Linked DNA regions of Homo sapiens: region 2 is linked to region 1. The links are chromatin loops, found by intact Hi-C in ENCODE. Cell type or tissue: prostate gland. All regions are shown on one strand. Links, peaks and the distances in the headings refer to the core of each region. The heading gives the core; the rest is flanking DNA. Region 1 has its middle 79 kb from the start of WDR26. Region 2 has its middle 77 kb from the start of DNAH14.

Evidence for each region. Peaks named below come from ENCODE experiments on the same cell type or tissue, not always from the same donor. Only the 100,000 strongest peaks of a DNase experiment are listed, where the experiment ranks them.
Region 2: a loop joins it to region 1, with 10 times the contacts of the local background. A loop is called at or near these places in 98 of 110 quality-filtered maps.

The regions. Positions count from the first base shown.
Region 1 is chr1:224,509,254-224,517,589 of GRCh38, forward strand. It overlaps a transcript of CNIH3 not described here. Among named protein-coding and RNA genes, the nearest start is that of WDR26, 79 kb to the left of the region's middle. RefSeq lists an enhancer at 1-712 and a silencer at 6,360-6,564. In prostate gland, for the core only: a CTCF peak has its summit at 4,650 (motif pointing right); a DNase peak (open chromatin) is centred at 4,668.
Region 2 is chr1:224,848,084-224,856,419 of GRCh38, forward strand. No RefSeq gene overlaps it. Among named protein-coding and RNA genes, the nearest start is that of DNAH14, 77 kb to the right of the region's middle. In prostate gland, for the core only: CTCF peaks have their summits at 3,602 (motif pointing left) and 5,059 (motif pointing left); a DNase peak (open chromatin) is centred at 3,558.

The DNA of each region.
Region 1 (8,336 bases), core at 31-8,030:
TGGAGGTTTGCAGTGAGCTGAGATCATGCCAGTGCACTCCAGCCTGGGTGAGAGAGTGAAACCCTGAAGATAGAAAGACGAAAGGAAAGAAGAAGGGAAAGAAGAAAGGAAAGAAGAAAGGAAAGCCTGGGTGGTGGTTTGTTTACTGGCTGTGAGTCTTCCTCTCAGCTTCTCCTGTCTGTTCTGGCTCCATGCTTTCCTCCAGCTCACACATAATCTACCCTCACCAGAGACCCAGTGCCCAATCCATGCAGCCCCTTCTCCCTGGCCCACCCTCCTTGCCACAGGTCAGGCTCTTGCTGTCCTGTCCTCTGGACTCTTGTCATCTCCCAAGTACCCTGCCTGCCCCAAATAGCTGCCAGAGTGGTTTTTCTGCAAACCTCAATCTGATCATGTTACTCCCCAGGTGAGATCCTCCACAGCTCCCTCTTGGCTACAAGATTAATCCAAACAAAAAGAAGTGTGAGGTGCCAGGCTGGTGACGATGAGACCCATGCTCAGTCTCTGGCACCTCTGTGCCCCCCTCGCCTGAAGTCTGAGTGCATGCTGGGGTGGTGTCCAGGCCTGAGGAGCAATCCTGCAACCTCCTTCCCTCCTCAGAGCTGCAGGCGACAGTGTCAGTGTCTCCCAGGGGCGAGCCCCAGCTGTCCACCTAGAAAAAGGGCCCCAGAAAGTGGTGGTGTCTCCTCCTCAATGCTTTCCAGCCCTCGATGCACGAACCATAGAGGAAGCTCCTTTGGCTGCTGGTTTCTGGGCTTCAGGCCTTCCTTTTCTTAGTCTGCTTCCCGTGGGCTCCTAGCAGTGTGGACCTCGTGGCTCTACCGCTGGCCTGCACTTCTCATCCTGCCTTGTTTAAACTTGATAACTGAACTCTGGACTCCTCCCTCTTGACTCACTGAGGGAAGTCTATGGATGTTCCCCTTGGAACTGCCCCCGTGAGAGGCTCTGTTACTGGGAAGGGGGAGCAGAGGTAGAAGAAGCTGGAGGGGTCAGCGGGAGTCAGTTTGCCCCATTCCCCATGCAAAGGAGCTTAAACTTCATCCTCAGCTGATGGGCAGGCATGGAGTGTCAGTAGGGGCGCCCCGTGGTCAGCGTTGTGTTTTAAAACGATCACTATCAGCAGTCGGGAGCCAGGGAGGCCAGTTGGGAGACTCAGAATTGAGGTGGGTGACAGCAAGAACCAGAAACAAGGCTGGGCACATGGCTTATGGCTGTAATCCCAGCACTTTGGGAAGCTGAGAGCTGAGGCAGGAGGCTTATTTGAGGGCAGGAGTTTGAGGCTGTAGTGAGCCATGATCATGCCACTGCACTCCAGCCTGGGCAACAGAACAGGACCCTGTCTCAAAAAAAAAAAACAAAAAAAAAACAAAAAAAAGAAAGAACTAGAACCATATTAATGTCCTGGCCGGTCAATGCAGTCATTGACCTTGATGCTGTGGGGCTCAGGTAGGCAGGTAAGAGGAAACACAGAGGAGCCGGGTTCCAGGATGGCACAACCAGAGTTTACTGACTGATACTCCAAAGGGGGTTCTGGAGCACATACTCTCTGTCCTGGCTCAGCACACACCAGGCCTCCCTGGCACTGAGGTCTGATGGTAACAGGTTGTCCCCTTCCTCCCTGGCTTTGTCCTCTGGGAGAAGGGGCAAGGGGGAAAGGAGGAGAGTTGTTTCATTCCACCACAGGCCAGCACTGAACACAGCCTGGCTGGAGATGCAAAATGCAAGCCAGAGGATGTGGTTTGGGTTGTCCCTGAAAAAGATCTCTGTTTATGCATTGTAGGATATTTTCAGATGAGGCTTAATGTGAAGAAAGGGAGGCTGACCTCTCTGAAAGGCCTGCTTCTTAAAGGCACAGTGCATTACAGTATATCACGAGAAGAATGGGAGCGGCAGATGCTATAGGTTTCTTCTTTATCAGTGATGCCATCACAGTTGTGGTTAGGCCAGAGGGCTGCTTGTCGTTTCCAAGGCTCTATTCCCAATTCAGTCTGTAACTCATGGTGTGATGTTAGATAAGACACTTCATTTTCCCCAGACCCTATTTAATAATCTGTAAAATACTCCTCTATCTTTTAGGAGGTGACAAGAGGTGGAATTAATTTGTGTTTGTGAAGTGCTTTGAGGTCCCCAGACAAAAGCCACTATGTAAATAGCTGAGTATTCTCCACTTGGATTGAACCTGTGGGTTCATAGTCAGACCCGCATGTGATCACAAAGTGGGTAGACTGGTTTTCATGATTTCATATTCAGATCCTTGGAGGATACTTATTTCCTTTCAGTTTCTTTCCTTCTTTCTTCCTAAATAAAAATATTATTTACTAGGCCAGGTGTGGTGGCTCATGCCTGTAATCCTAGCATGTTGGGAGGCTGAGGTGGGAAGATCATTTGAGGCTGGTTTGCAACCAGACTGGGCAACATAGCGAGACTCCTTGCCTATAAAAAATTAAGAGATTACCTGGGTGTGGTGGCATACACCTGTAGTCCCAGTTATTCAGGAGGCTGAAGTAGGAGGATCCTTTGAGTTTAGGAGGGCGAGGCTGCAGTGAGCTATGATCATGCCACTGCACTCCAACCTGGGTGACAGGACAAACCCTATCTCAAACAAAACAAATTTAAGAAAATTTTTAAAAGTTTGGAGCTGGCCAGGCATGGTGGCTCATGCCTGTAATCCCAGCACTTTGGGAGGCTGAGGCGGGTGGATCACCTGAGGTCAGGAGTTCGAGACCAGCCTGACCAACATGGAGAAACCCCGTCTCTACTAAAAATACAAAATTAGCTGGGCGTGGTGGCGCATGCCTGTAATCCTAGCTACTAGGGAGGCTGAGGCAGGAGAATCGCTTGAACCCTGGAGGTGGAGGTTGCAGTGAGCCGAGATCGTGCCATTGCACTCCAGCCTGGGCAACAAGAGTGAAACACCGTCTCAAAAAAAAAAAAAAGTTTGGAGCTAAGAATGGGCATGGTGGCTCATGCCTGTGATCCTAGCACTTTGAGAGGCCAAGGCAGAGGATCGCTTGAGGTCAGGAATTTGAGACTAGCCTGGGCAAGAAAGTCAGACCCATCTCTACAGAAAATTAAAAAATTAGCGAGGCATGGTGGTGCACGCCTGTAGTTCTAGCTACTTGGGAGGCTGAGGGGGAAATCAGTTGAGCCCAGGTGTTTGAGGTTACAGTGAACTATGATGGTGCCTCTGCACTTCAGCTGAGGCAACAGAGTGAGACCTTGTTTCAAAAACAAAAAAGAAAAAATGGAGCTATACAGAAAATACAGTAATGAATAGCCAGGTACCCATCAACCAAAATGAACAAATGTTGACATTTTTTACATTTAACAATTTTTATTTGCATTTAAAAGTATTTTTATCTAACAACATACCATGAGGTATATGTGGGCTTTAAACCTTGTTTGTTTTTAAAATAAAAGAAAGAACACATTTGTATTTCCTTCATCCCACCCACCCTGCCACCCCTCCAGCCCATTTACCTTCCTCCAGCCCCTGAGGTGGCTATTGTCATGGGTACGTGCCCTCCCTGTTCATGTGTGGGCCCATGTGTGGGTGGGTGTAGTTTATCTTCCCACGTGTATAGGGGAACTAAGCTAAAAATGATGTGAGTGAACACAGAATGGAGTTCAGAGTCAAGCTGACCAGGGTTGGAGACCTGGCTCTCCCGCTTTTGGCCTCTGTCCTTTGGCCTCTTTGAACCTGTTTACCCATCTGCAACGTGGCAATTATTAGCTTACAGCATTGCTGTTAACACTGGAGATAATGGTAAAGTGGCTGGCTTAATAAATGGTAACTGACATTATTAACCATTTCTGTTTTTATCTCTTTTTCTAGATGGAAAGCCCTTTGAGAGCAGAGACCCTGCCCGCAGCCTGTGTCCCTTTGTATAATTTACAATTTGTGCTACCTAGCTTTTTTTTTAAACAGTGGATCTTGCTCTGTCACTCAGGCTGGAGTGCAGTGGTGTGATCACAGCTCACAGCAGCCTAAACCTTCCAGATTCAAGCAATCATCCCACTGAGTAGCTGGGACTATAGGCACATACCACCACACCTGGTTAATTTTTTTTTTTAATTTTTGTAGAGTTGGGGGTGGGGGTGGGGGTGGGAGGGGGGGGGTCTCTCTATGTTGCTCAGGCTGGTCTCGAACTCCTGGACTCAACTGATCCTCCTGCCTCAGCTTCCCAAAGTGCTGGGATTACAGGTGTGAGCCCCTGGGCCTGGCCAGCTTGTTTCTTGAGGAAATGATTGCAATGCCCGAGCCCCACTTCCCAGCCTCAGTTCAGATGCACGTAAGGGCTGTTGCAAAAGCTGTGTTCTCAGTGCACCTGGAGGACACGGGGAACCATTTGGCTGAGGACAGAAGCAGTGATGAGAAGAGGCCCTTCGAATTTTCCCCCGGGTTCTGCTGTTGTCTATTCAAGTTACACATTAATTCAATATAGTGGCATGAAGGAGGAGACACAGAGCTACTTCATGGGATCTGTCTTCTTAACAGTCATGCATTATGCATTGCTGTTGTTTCAGGTGCGTTTTTGCAAGACTGCGCACTCACACGACCATTGAGAGGCTCACTTTGCAGTGGCCCTCCCAGGCCCTCCGTGGTTGGGTGTCCGTCTTTGTCAGAAAAGGGCCAGCAGGGGGCACCAAACCCGCACGTTTCTGCCGGGAGAGGGCGTCTGGGTGAGCGACAGGGCCTGAGGCTCACGTTCCTTCCCTCCCTTTGCTGATATTTGGACATTTCTTTCTACAGTAGTTTTAGACTCCCACAGCGGCAAGGCAGAGAGCTTTCTTTATTAAAGCAACAAACAAACAAACAAACACCCTTCTCCTTCAAACCTCATCTCCAACAGCAGCAGAAACTGTCATCACAAAAAGCCACTTCATTCATCTTCTTTTGATTTGCATTTGTTCATCTTAAATCAGGGGCCAGAGACCAAGAGGTATAAAATGATCTACCTGAACTGAACTGGAACATACTTGTCTAAGTCCTATTGTTTGCTATAAGGGCCTTACGATATTTTAGTTTATACGCATGCAGGTTAAGAATAATCATAGAGTTTCAGACCTGGGCACTAGATAAATATCATCTAGCCAGGGTTTCTGAGTCCACAGTTACACTCCAGCCCCCAGTTTTTGACATCTAAATCTGCACACTAGCTATATTATTTGTTTAGTATTTTAATATCTACTCCTGTAAAACTTACATAAGTTGATTTTAAAAAGACCACCATCATAAATGGAAAATTGCTATTTTTCAAATACATATTAAGATAAAGAATTAACATTAAAATAAGCTGGGCATAATGGCTCACACCTGTAATCCCAGCACTTTGGGAGGCTGAGGTGGGCGGATCACTTGAAGCCAGGAGTTCAAGAACAGCCTGAGCAGTATAGCAAAATCCTGTCTCTACGAAAAATACAAAAATTAACTGGGTGTGGTGGTGCGAGCCTGTAGTCCCAGCCACTTGGGAGGGTGTGGTGGCAGGATCACCTGAGCCCAGGGAGGTTGAGGCTGCAGTGAGCCGTGGTCATGCCACCGCATTCCAGCCTTGGCGAGAGTGAGACCCTGTCTCAAAAAACAAACAACAAAAACAAAACCCCCATTAAAACAGAAGCCCCTTCTCTGCCTCCCATACTACCTTACACTCCTTTATTTTGCCTGTGTGGAGCCTAGGCCAGAGAAGTGACTTGAATTGCCCCACATCTTGGTGAGCTGCAGAGCTGAGATTTAGCTGGGTACCTGTTCCTCTCTGGCACATGGCCATGACTAGGAAGGAACAGTTTTGTTAAACCAGCAGGTCTTACTCTTTGGAATGATCTTTGACAAAGTTTTAGTAGGCAGTGCCCACTTTTAATGTTTTTAGTGTTTTTCCTACTGCTTCTGGAAGGTGAAAGCCAAGAACAGGAGGGTCTGGGCGGGGGTCTAGGCTATTTACAGTGGCATTGATTTGATTACCACTCTTTAGCAGTGAAAAGTGTTGAGTATGCACTCCCAGCAGATGTATGCTTATTTATGTGTACTTTTGTACATGCATGACTGTACCAATATATTATGCTCATTGTAAAGTATACACAAATATTAACTCAAAAAATGGTAAAGAAAAGGAAAGCAGTATTTTAAAATGTCTTGTTAACTGCAATGGTTTCATTACTGTTGTCAGCTAATATCTTGAGCACAATTACACTTAGGGTTAGATTCCTCATTAGCAGCAGCACGCACCAAGCCATGTTTCAAAGACTCTTTTGGTAATTTGAAAACTTTTTGGCTGGCCTGTGAGATCTGATTATATTGTCTTGTTTGCCCTTGAAATATGGCTAACAACTTGTCAGGTCTGCCTCTTTCTTGCTGTTCATCTTGTTTTGCATTATTACTTCAATCCACAGTTTCTTTTTTGAAAAAAGCTTAAGCCTCTTGCCCACTTTGGGGATAGTTAAACATGGGATCCTCTCTGTAGTTCCACTTACCCAGGCTTGTCTATAACAGGCCACATCATGCTGAACAAGAGCCGAGAAGTAGAATCGCCAGTGTCAAGCCGTCCACGTTGTGGGATGCCCACTGTTCCCCCAGGATCACTCAAGACCCTGTGACTTGTGGTCACTGATGAGTGGACCAAGTGAAGGTACGAAGGTCGTTGCTTAGAGTGAATATTAATAAAGCTTAGCTTATTATGTGTTTAATTGTATAAAAATAAATACATGAACATTTTAGTATTTTCTTCTTGTACCCTCTGGATTGTGTTTTATGACCCACAAATGTAGAGAAAAAAATCCATGAACTGCCCAGGCGCGGTGGCTTACCCCTGTAATCCCAGCACTTTGGGAGGCCGAGGTGGGCAGATCATGAGGTCAAGAGATAGAGACCATTCTAGCCAACATGGTGAAACCCTGTCTCTACTAAAAATACAAAAATTAGCTGGGCATGGTGGCACGTGCCTGTAGTCCCAGCTACTTGAGAGGCTGAGGCAGGAGAATCGATCGAACCAGGAGGCGGAGGTTGCAGTGAGCCGAGATTGTGCCACTGCATTCCCGCCTGGCGACAAACCGAGACTCTGTCTCAAAAAAAAAAAAAAAAAAAAAAAAAAAAATCCATGCACTTCGGCTTGGCACATAAAGCCCTTCACAGCTCAACTTACCTTGCTGACTTCCTAGTCAACTCCAGGTGCTACCACTGGGCCACATCTATGGGCTTCCCACGAGACTATGAACCTTAGAGGGCAGGTATGGCATCTTATTCATCCTTGTGTTTTCAAAGCCTAGCTCAATGCTAGAGATGAAAATTTCCTAGATCTCAAAGCAAAAGGGCTGCCATGAAGAGTCATGGGCTTTCTGCCTTTGGGGTTGGGCCTTTGCAAAGCCTCTGCATGCTCCAGGCAGTGGTGCTGGCCCTCCATGTCTCTGTAGGCCTCCCCAGACAGCCTGGCCCCTGCATGGGTCTGCACTGCAAGAGCAGATAAGCCATTCGGCGCCTGCCATGGACAGAACAGCGCTGAACAGATGGGGCAGATTGTAAACTTTGCAGCACGTTTTCTTACCCTCTGCCATCATCGCATCATCCCCGCCAGAAAATCTGTCTCTACGCAGTGCTAAGGACACACTCTTTCCTTGTGAGCCCTTCCTGGCCCCACTCTTGTTTTTTTTTGTTTTTAGGAGCTATAGGTATAAAGCCAGATGGCTTCACCCACTTCCCCAGCTCTGCTTCTGTTTCAGTGACAGGGAAATTAAGAACTGTTTTTAGGGGGTAGGGGAAGATTTCACCTGGATCCTGGAGATGGGGCATCTTGCATACTGTGATGTCCAGGTATGGCTGTTCTGGCTGTGGGATATGGTGTTTTTTGTTTGTTTGTTAGTTTTTTGGCATGTGTGTTTATCTCAGTTTCTTGCATTTTCCCCTATCTCTCTGCTCTCTTGACCTGATGGAGGTTGGCGGCGGTGGTGGGATGACCTCCATACTCCCATGGGGCAGTGCTGAGCACACCTTGGAGCAGGAGCCTGTTCTGCACACCCAATAGTGTGTGCAGAAATGCCAGCTGGGAGCCTATTTAACGGAGCCATTTCATAAATCGGGATGCTGAAACTCTGATTACACACAGCATTTTTGTAGGCTGCGGTGGGGCTGATCTCAACCCCACAGGGTTTACTCACCCGCCTGGAGTGGCGTTTGATGCCTCGCCTTCCAGGATGTTTCTCTCTGAGGGGAAAGATATTCCTTTTTTTGTAGTTTATTATTATTATTATTTCAGTAGTTTTGGGGGAGCAGGTGGTGTTTGGTTACATGGGTAAGTTCTTTAGTGGTGATTTCTGAGATTTTGATGCACCCATCACCTAAACAGTGT
Region 2 (8,336 bases), core at 231-8,230, 340 kb after region 1:
CTTTAACCTTCACACAGATGTCACGTTATGATAATGTTGCTTAATGCCATGGTTCTAGTTCTGAAGATGGTTTCAGAGGGAGAACTATCACAGAGACTTTTACCTTAGGTGAGACCTTTGCACATGTAGGGTTTTGTCACAATCTGCTTAATTGTCTTGCAAATGGAGTTTCAAAAACAAAAGTGTGTAAATTAGTACAGCTGTTATGGAAAACAGTATGGAGTTTCCCCCAAAAGCTAAAAATAGAAGTACCCTGTGATCCAGCAGGTCCCACTGCTGGGTATATATATCCAAAGAAAATGAAGTCAGTATGTCAAAGAGACATTTGCACTCTCATGTTTATTGCAGCACTATTCACAACAGCCAAGATATGGGATCTACCTAAGTGTCCATCAACAGATGAATGGATAAAGAAAATTCAGTCTTAAAAAAGAAGGACATCTTGTCAGTTATGACAACATAGTTGAAACCGAAGGACATCGTGTTAAGTGAAATAAACCAGGCACAGAAAGACAAATACTACATGATCTCATTTTTATGTGGAATCTAAAAAAGTTGAACTCATAGAAGCAGAGAGTAGAATGTTGATTACTAGGGGATGAGGCAGGGATTGGCAGGGATAGAGAAAGGGGAGATAATGGATCAAAAGGTACAAAGTTTCAGTTAGGGGGAGTAAGTTCAAAAGAGCAATCATATGTCATGGTGACCACAGTTAAGAATAATATATTGGGTCAGATGTGGTGGCTCATGCCTGTAATCCCAGCACTTGGGATTTAGGAGGCTGAGCCAGGAGGATCGCTTGAGCCTAGGAGTTCAAGACCAGCCTGAGCAACATGGTGAAACCCTGTCTCTACAAAAAAAATACAAAAATTAGCCGGGCATGGTAGTATGCACTTGTAGACCTAGCTACCCAAGAGGCTGAGGTAACAGGATCAGCTGAGCTTGGTGAGATTGAGGCTGCAGTGAGTTGTGGTCATGCCACTGCACTCCAGCCTGGGCTACAGAGGGAGATCCTGTCTCAATAATAATATATACTTGAAAATTGCTAAGAGAGTAGATTTTAAGTGTTCTCACCACAAAAAATAAGTATGTGAGGTGATACATATGTTAAATTCTTGATTTAGCCACTCCACATTGTATACATATGTCAGAACATCATGTTGTGTCAGAAGCTTTGAATCAGAGCTATTCCATCTTGAGTAGGGGCTGGGTAAAATAAGGCTGAGACCTACTGGGCTTCATTTCCAGGTGGTTAGGCATTCTATGTCATGGAATGAGATAGGAGGTCAGCACAAGATACAGGTCATAAAGACCTTGCTGATAAAACAGTTTGTGGTGAAGAAACCGGCCAAAACCCACCAAAATCAAGACGGTGACAAAAGTGACCGTCTGGTCGCCCTCACTGCTCATTATACACTAATTATAATGCATTAGCATGCTAAAAGACACACCCACTAGCACCATGACAGTTTACAAGTGCAATGGCAACGTCAGGAAGTTACCCTATATGGTCTAAAAAGAGGAGGAACCCTGAATTCTGGGAATTGCCCACTGTTTTCCTGGAAAACTTATGAATAATCCACCTCTTGTTCAGCATATAATCAAGAAACAACCATAAAAATGGCCAACCAGCAGCCCTTGGTGCTGCTCTGCCTATGGAGTAACCATTCTTTATTCCTTTACTTTGTTAATAAACTTGCTTTCACTTTACGGATTCACCTCAAATTCCTTCTTTCACGAGATCCAAGAACCCTCTCTTGGGATCTGGATTAGGACTCCTTTCTGGTAACAGTTGTACACCATAAATACATACAATTTTTACTTGTCAATTTAAAAAATTTTTAAAAGAGAAGAGAATGAGAGAATGAGTCAGTGATCATAATTCAAAAGTGGGCAGATCATGAGGTCAGGAGTTCGAGACCAGCCTGACCAACATGGTGAAACCCCGTCTCTGCTAAAAATACAAAAATTAGCGGGTATGGTGGTGCACCCCTGTAATCCCAGCTACTCAGGAGGCTGAGTCAGGAGAATCACTTGAACCAGGCAGGCGGAGGTTACATTGAGCTGAGATCGCGCCACTACACTCCAGCCTGGGTGACAGAGCAAGACTCCGTCTCAAAAAAAAAAAAAGCATCTTCCTTGTTGACATGGTCATTTTCCAAAATGAATGATACCATCTTTACACTTATCATCTGGTGCTAGATTGAAGGTGCTCTCCTCTGAAGCATTTACCTACAGATCTTACCTGATGGCTGCCTTTTTGAAATCTGTGTCTGACGACTGAGGGGTCACCATGTTATTGCACCCACACACACGGTTGAGATGGGGCCCAGGTAGCAAGGGTCTTTGCCTACTGTATCATTGAAGCTCAAAAGCACACACAGAGTTTCCATATTGTATTTGGATCACTTTGGTGAACTGGAAACAGTAATCTGGCTGTGAGGGTAGTAGGTTTTCCCAGTGGGGAAGATGCCCCCCTAACCACAGGCATCCCATTGGTGTGAAGAGAAATGAGCCAGGAGCTTTCATCATCATCGGACCATCAGACCACACACATGCGCCCTCACACTCTGCTTCTAAATGCCCTGAATGCCTTAAAGGTAGAGAAAACACATTTTCTTTGGTTGTGAATCTGTGGTATGAACATAAGCAGAGGGTGCTACCTCCTTTGCCTTGTTTTGATATTTATTTGTTCAGGGACCATGTATTGAGAGGTATCTACATGCAGACACTGTGTTAAGCTGAGAGCAAATCTGGGGCAGAGCACAATAAATAGTCAGTGTTTGTGGCTTTTAGATTGATGAGCAAATATTCACACAAATAAATGTTCAATTCATTGAGTTGTCACCCTTTTCAACCTCAGACTGAGCTCCAGAATGGGGACTAGGCCATTTCACCTCTGCACCCCAGCATGCAGCCCAGTGTTTGGAGGAGTGGGTGCTGAGAAGTTGGCTGAAAGCACCATCCTCGTGCTGTCTAATGTCAGCTCCTGCAAGGGAAGCTCTTGGGTCCTAGCACCAAGGGTAGAGGTCACTGTGGTTGTCCTGCCAAGATATGCTCTCCTGAGGTGGCTGTTGGAGGAGCGGCGCGTAGAGACATGGAGTGCATCTCAGAGCTCAGACCTTGGCCGCTCCTCTGGGATGGTCGCAGCATCTCTCTTCCTGACCACACTACAAGGGTTGGTGACCAAAAGGAATGTTTGAGCCTTCAGTAGTTACAGAAGTGAGGCCCTAAGCACTGCCCATCCAGTGCAGGCTTGGAATGGGGGTCGTTCCAAGGTGTCCACAGTCAGACCCACCTGCTCCAGGGTGGCTGAGAGCATGAGAAAAGGTAACTTGCTCAGAGTGCTCAGTACTGACCTATGCTGGTCAGTGACAGCTGCCAATAAACAAGGGGGTGGGGACTGTGCCTCCCAAGGTAGGCCAGCCTAACTCTGTAAAGCACTGTTAGTTTAACTGTCCCAAAGCGAGCTATGGACAAGAGCCTTGAAGTCCAGTGTTTTATAATGGGCATAAACACAAGGTGCCAGCTTGGAGGACTTTCTGCTGATGCCCTCAACAGAGCCAGCTCTGGCATAGTGCCCTCTGCTGGTGATGTGGATCCATGCTCGGCAAGCCCGGGAAAAAAGGCAGGTCAAGACACTTTGAGACTCCTTCTCAGGCCACCACATGGTGTTTAATGATTATTGTTATATTCTAAGTTGATAGAAGTGCACTCTGGCCCTTAGCTGGGGACCAAAGCAAAGGAGTGGAGAGGAGCTAGGAGGGCAGTAGCAACACGGGGACACCCTCTAAGCAGCAGCTCAGCCCGTCCCTGCCCTGGCCTTTCAGCCCCTCACTCCTCCTGAGTCCTCTCAGCTCACTGCCATGAGGTGTTCTATGTTTCCTCCACGGGGCTGGGGGATCCGAAGGCAGGCACTACTTTGACTTTCTGCATCTGGAGGCCACAGTAGGTACTGAATACACCTTTGATGGAAGGGCTCATCACCTGTTCCGTTCCCACACTGTTTCCATGACAAATGACTGAATGCAGACTGTGCTCGAGAGGCTCGCACAGCAGGGCCGCTCCCACTGCTCTGTTGCTTAAACAGGAAAGGGTCCAGCCTAGGGCACCGAAGGCAAAGGAGCAGAGGGGGGTTCTCTCAATTCAGTGAGGGGCACAAAAGGCAACCCACCCCCAGCTCATCCCTGGGAGCCCAGAAGCCCATGAAGAAGGCTTTCTGGAGTGCCCTGGTTGTCCAGCATGGTACGGACAGACGGTGGGGCTAGTCAGCAGTAGCACACCTTGGTCTCCACTGCATCTGGGTTTGAATCCTTGTGCTTTCACTTGCCAGCTCTGTGCCTGTTAACATCTCTGAGCCTCTGTTTTCTCATCTAAAAATAGAAATGATGATAATACAGTCCTTTTCTGAGGACTACGTGAATTTAGTTATGTAATGTGTCACCTAAAATGATGCTTAACACATAGTCAGGGCTCAAAACCGGTTGTCATGGCTGCTGATATGGCTATTCCTAGGAACGTTGCAGAGATGTGGGAGATTCAAATGAATCCAAAAATTTAAATTCCGGCCTACCGTTACCTACAGTTACCTGCAATACACCATAGATATCGTGAAATGGAATAGAACAGTTTCAAGATGACATTAATATTTTAGTTTTTACCCTTTGATAAATCGCTTCGCATCTTTGGGTCTTGGTTTCTTCATGAGGAAAATGATGTAGTATAATTCAGTAATCATATGCTACATATAGTAATCATGCTAGGATCCTGAACATGAGATCATATAATACAAACCTAATCTAGGCAGTCCCAGCTTCTTGCAAAGTTGCATTTCCCCTACTCAATTATTCAGTTCTGAATATACATATGTACGTATATACGTGTGTACGTATGTACGTGTGTACGTGTGTACGTATGTACGTGTGTACGTGTGTACGTATGTATGTATGTTACTGCCTGCTGCCTTACTTGACTGGTTTAGAAACCAAGCGTCAGCCTGATTTATGCTTCCTGATTTTTCTTGGACAACTGAGTCAGCATTTCATCTTATAAGGTCCCCATCTAGTGGTAGTAAAAGAAAATTGCAAGGCCGTAAGTCCCCTTTTCCCATCTGCATTCCTGGTCCATAAAAGTGGGACAGATATGAATGAATGAATGCTGAGAATGGGACGAATCAGGTAAAACCAACTCAAGATGTGAGTTCTGAGTTGGGTCTTGAAATAAAATGGCAAACATAGATTGCCAAAGAAGCATTGTGAACTTTCCTGGTTGGAGGTAAGTCATGCACTAAAGCTCTGCATTGAAAAGAAGGGGAGTTTGGCATTCTTGGCCAAAAAAGCAACTGTTTGGGTGACAGTGGAGGGGCCATGTTGGTTAGTTGGGAATGACAAGAATGGTATAACTGGGCAGAAGAGTTTAGACTTGATGTGACAGTTTTCTAAGATGCCAAGTTGGTCTGTTACAGAATCCGCAACATATCAGTAGGGTTCCAAATCACACTCTCAAAAGCAGTGTGGCCCATGCCCTTCTCTATGGGTCTAAGGCTCTCTTCTTAATGGCTTTTATAGAGCTGTTACCCTCCCTCTCAACTTCTGTTAAGTGCATGGGTTTTGGATTCAGAAAGTCACCCTGTGTTCTTGAGAAAAGTATTAACTTCATTTTTCTCATCTGTAAAACTGCAGGAGGATGCAGGTTGATGTGAGGATTAAGTGATGTGATCTGAGCATGGAACCTAGTGTACAGCCTGACACAAAGTATAGCCCAATAAACAGCATTATGAATGCCTTTCTTTCCTCTCATGGATCACTTCATTGTCCCCTTCCTTTGAGTTGCTTATTTTTATAAAGGTCTCTTTTGTGTCACGTTTGTGAAACAGGATGTTAAACACAACTTTTTGTATCCTCTTAAGGCTTTAGCAAAAGCACTGGGGGCCAAGAACAACAGGTGCTGCACTATAAATGCAAAAATTATGAAACCAGCTTTGACCCCTATCCCATCAGCCACCTGGCACATATGTAAGAAAAGGCAAAGGTTTCATCAAGGGGTTCAAGAGGCCAGGAAAGGGCTGCCAGGATGCAGTGCACCACCCGCTGCCCCACCCATGGGGGCTGAGGAGGGAGGGCCTTTTCCTTCTCTGTCAGCTCAAGAGAAAGAAACCACCAAGAGAAAACTCACCTGGAGACATTGTCATGGGCTCTCTGGCGTTTGAGGGATCAGCCTGAAAATAACTGAAAGAACTCTGCCCCCAAAAGCCTTTCTGCCAGGCTCAGGCGTCTACAGCAGAAAGAAACTGGGGACACTGTTGGAAGCAGTGGCTGGGGTGGGGTTGGGGATGAGAAGCTTGTACATGGTCAGCTGGAGGACCAGCTACACCAGGGAAGGGGGTCCCCAGGAAGAGCATTCTCCGAAACCCATCAAAGCTCTCAGTCACAGCCAGAAGGCCTTTTCTGTCCCATGCCTCCCCTCCAAACCCCTGAACCACGCTGGAAAGGCCCCCAGGGAGGTAGAGAGTGAGACAAAGAGGAGTCTAACCCCTGAGGGAGGTCCACGCTGGAGCAGGAGGGAAAATTTAGATTGAATGGGAGTCTAGGGTTTTGATAATAATCGCTGGAAATCTAATTTTATTAGATTACATTTTATTAACTGTAAGTAGTCAGAGGAACTGTTATTACTAAAGAGTAATTAGAAAAGCTATGATACAAATCCAAGGTTCTATCCAAGGGTGGAGTGGTAGGGATAATGAATTCTTCAGGAGGGGTGGGCTTAAGGGTTAATGTAGCCTCAGAGTCCAACTTATTTAATAAACTGGTAACAGGTGTATTTATCCCATCATTGTTAGCTTTGCTGTAAGTTTAGGAGTTGGCTTTTATCCTGGGAGGACTATGTTGACATGACTCTATTATAATAACATAAATCTTCATGTCTCAGGGATTGTTGCATAATCCTGCCTGGAAACACAAAGATGAAGTAGACTTGATTATTCATTGATATTTATTGTTAATCTGCACTGTAATCAGACAATTAATACAACAGAAGAAGGGCTTTGGGGCATATAGAGCTCAGTTCAAATCCAGTCCCATTACTTCCTGTGTACTTATGTGCCCTCGGTTTCATCACCTATGCAATGGGTATTATTCACGGGTTACCCTTGAAGAGTTGCAAGGATTTGATGAAATAATGCATGTCAGAGACCCAGAATGGTGGCTGACACGAGTACAGTGCCTAACCTAGTCAGTGAATAAATGTGGCTGCTATTACTGTATAGGGCAGAGGGTTAAGCCCTATGGGTTACAGAATAATGCACAGTCTCTCTGTTCAAAGAGTTTACATTCTGGGGAAAGGTAGATGAAATGTGTATATGTATAACTTGCGCTGTCAGTTTTTGATGTAGGCTATTTATTTACCAAGGCTTTACTGATTTCTTTGTAGACAAAGTGGATAATTGGCACTTTGGGAGGCCAAGGCGGGCAGATAGATCACAAGGTCAGGAGATCAAGACCATCCTGGCTAACATGGTGAAACCCTGTCTCTACTAAAAATACAAAAAGTTAGCTGGGCGTGGTGGCAGGCACCTATAGTCCCAGCTACTTGGAAGGCTGAGGCAGGAGAATCACTTGAACCCAGGAGGCGGAGGTTGCAGTGAGCTGAGATCGCACCACTGCACTCCAGCCTGGGCGACAGAGAAAGACTCCGTCTCCAAAAAAAAAAAAAAAAGGTGAATAATTAGCATTGGGTGTCCATTTTCTCAGGCGAATTTGTAGCTGAATGAAAGACTAAACCCAAATAAACTTTAATTAATAGGTTTGATGCAAGAGACAGAATTAAGCAAAAATGATCCTGGGAACTTACCCTAAGTTGTTTGAACAACAAGCCAGCTGGGATTTGGGGCATCCCTTTCTCTAGTAGGGTGTCCCCATGGCATCCTCCCTGGAGCAGATGGGACTGCAACATCCCATGGGCCTTAGGGTCTCCAGGCACTGGCATCTTGCTTTCCCCCAGGAAGCTCCTGAGAACAGCTGGCACCCAAATCCAGACTGCCCAGTGCCCAATAAGTTTGTTCTCAGACTTGCCCCAAAAGAATAGAAAGCAGCTGAGGGCCAGGTCCCTCCCCTGGAACAACCTCCATGGTGAAGTCAGCTGTAATGCCCTGGCACCACCCACCTCTCATGAGGATAGTGGGAGAGAGGGAGCCCTGCCTTCCCTTGTTAACTCTCATTTTGTACGTTTGCTTCATTTTCTAGTAAAGTCCATTTCTTCCCCAGTCTATGTTATGTTGTGAAATTCAACCAAGCCTTAGTACATGACTCTGAAGGAATCTGCCTCAGATGAAAATGGGT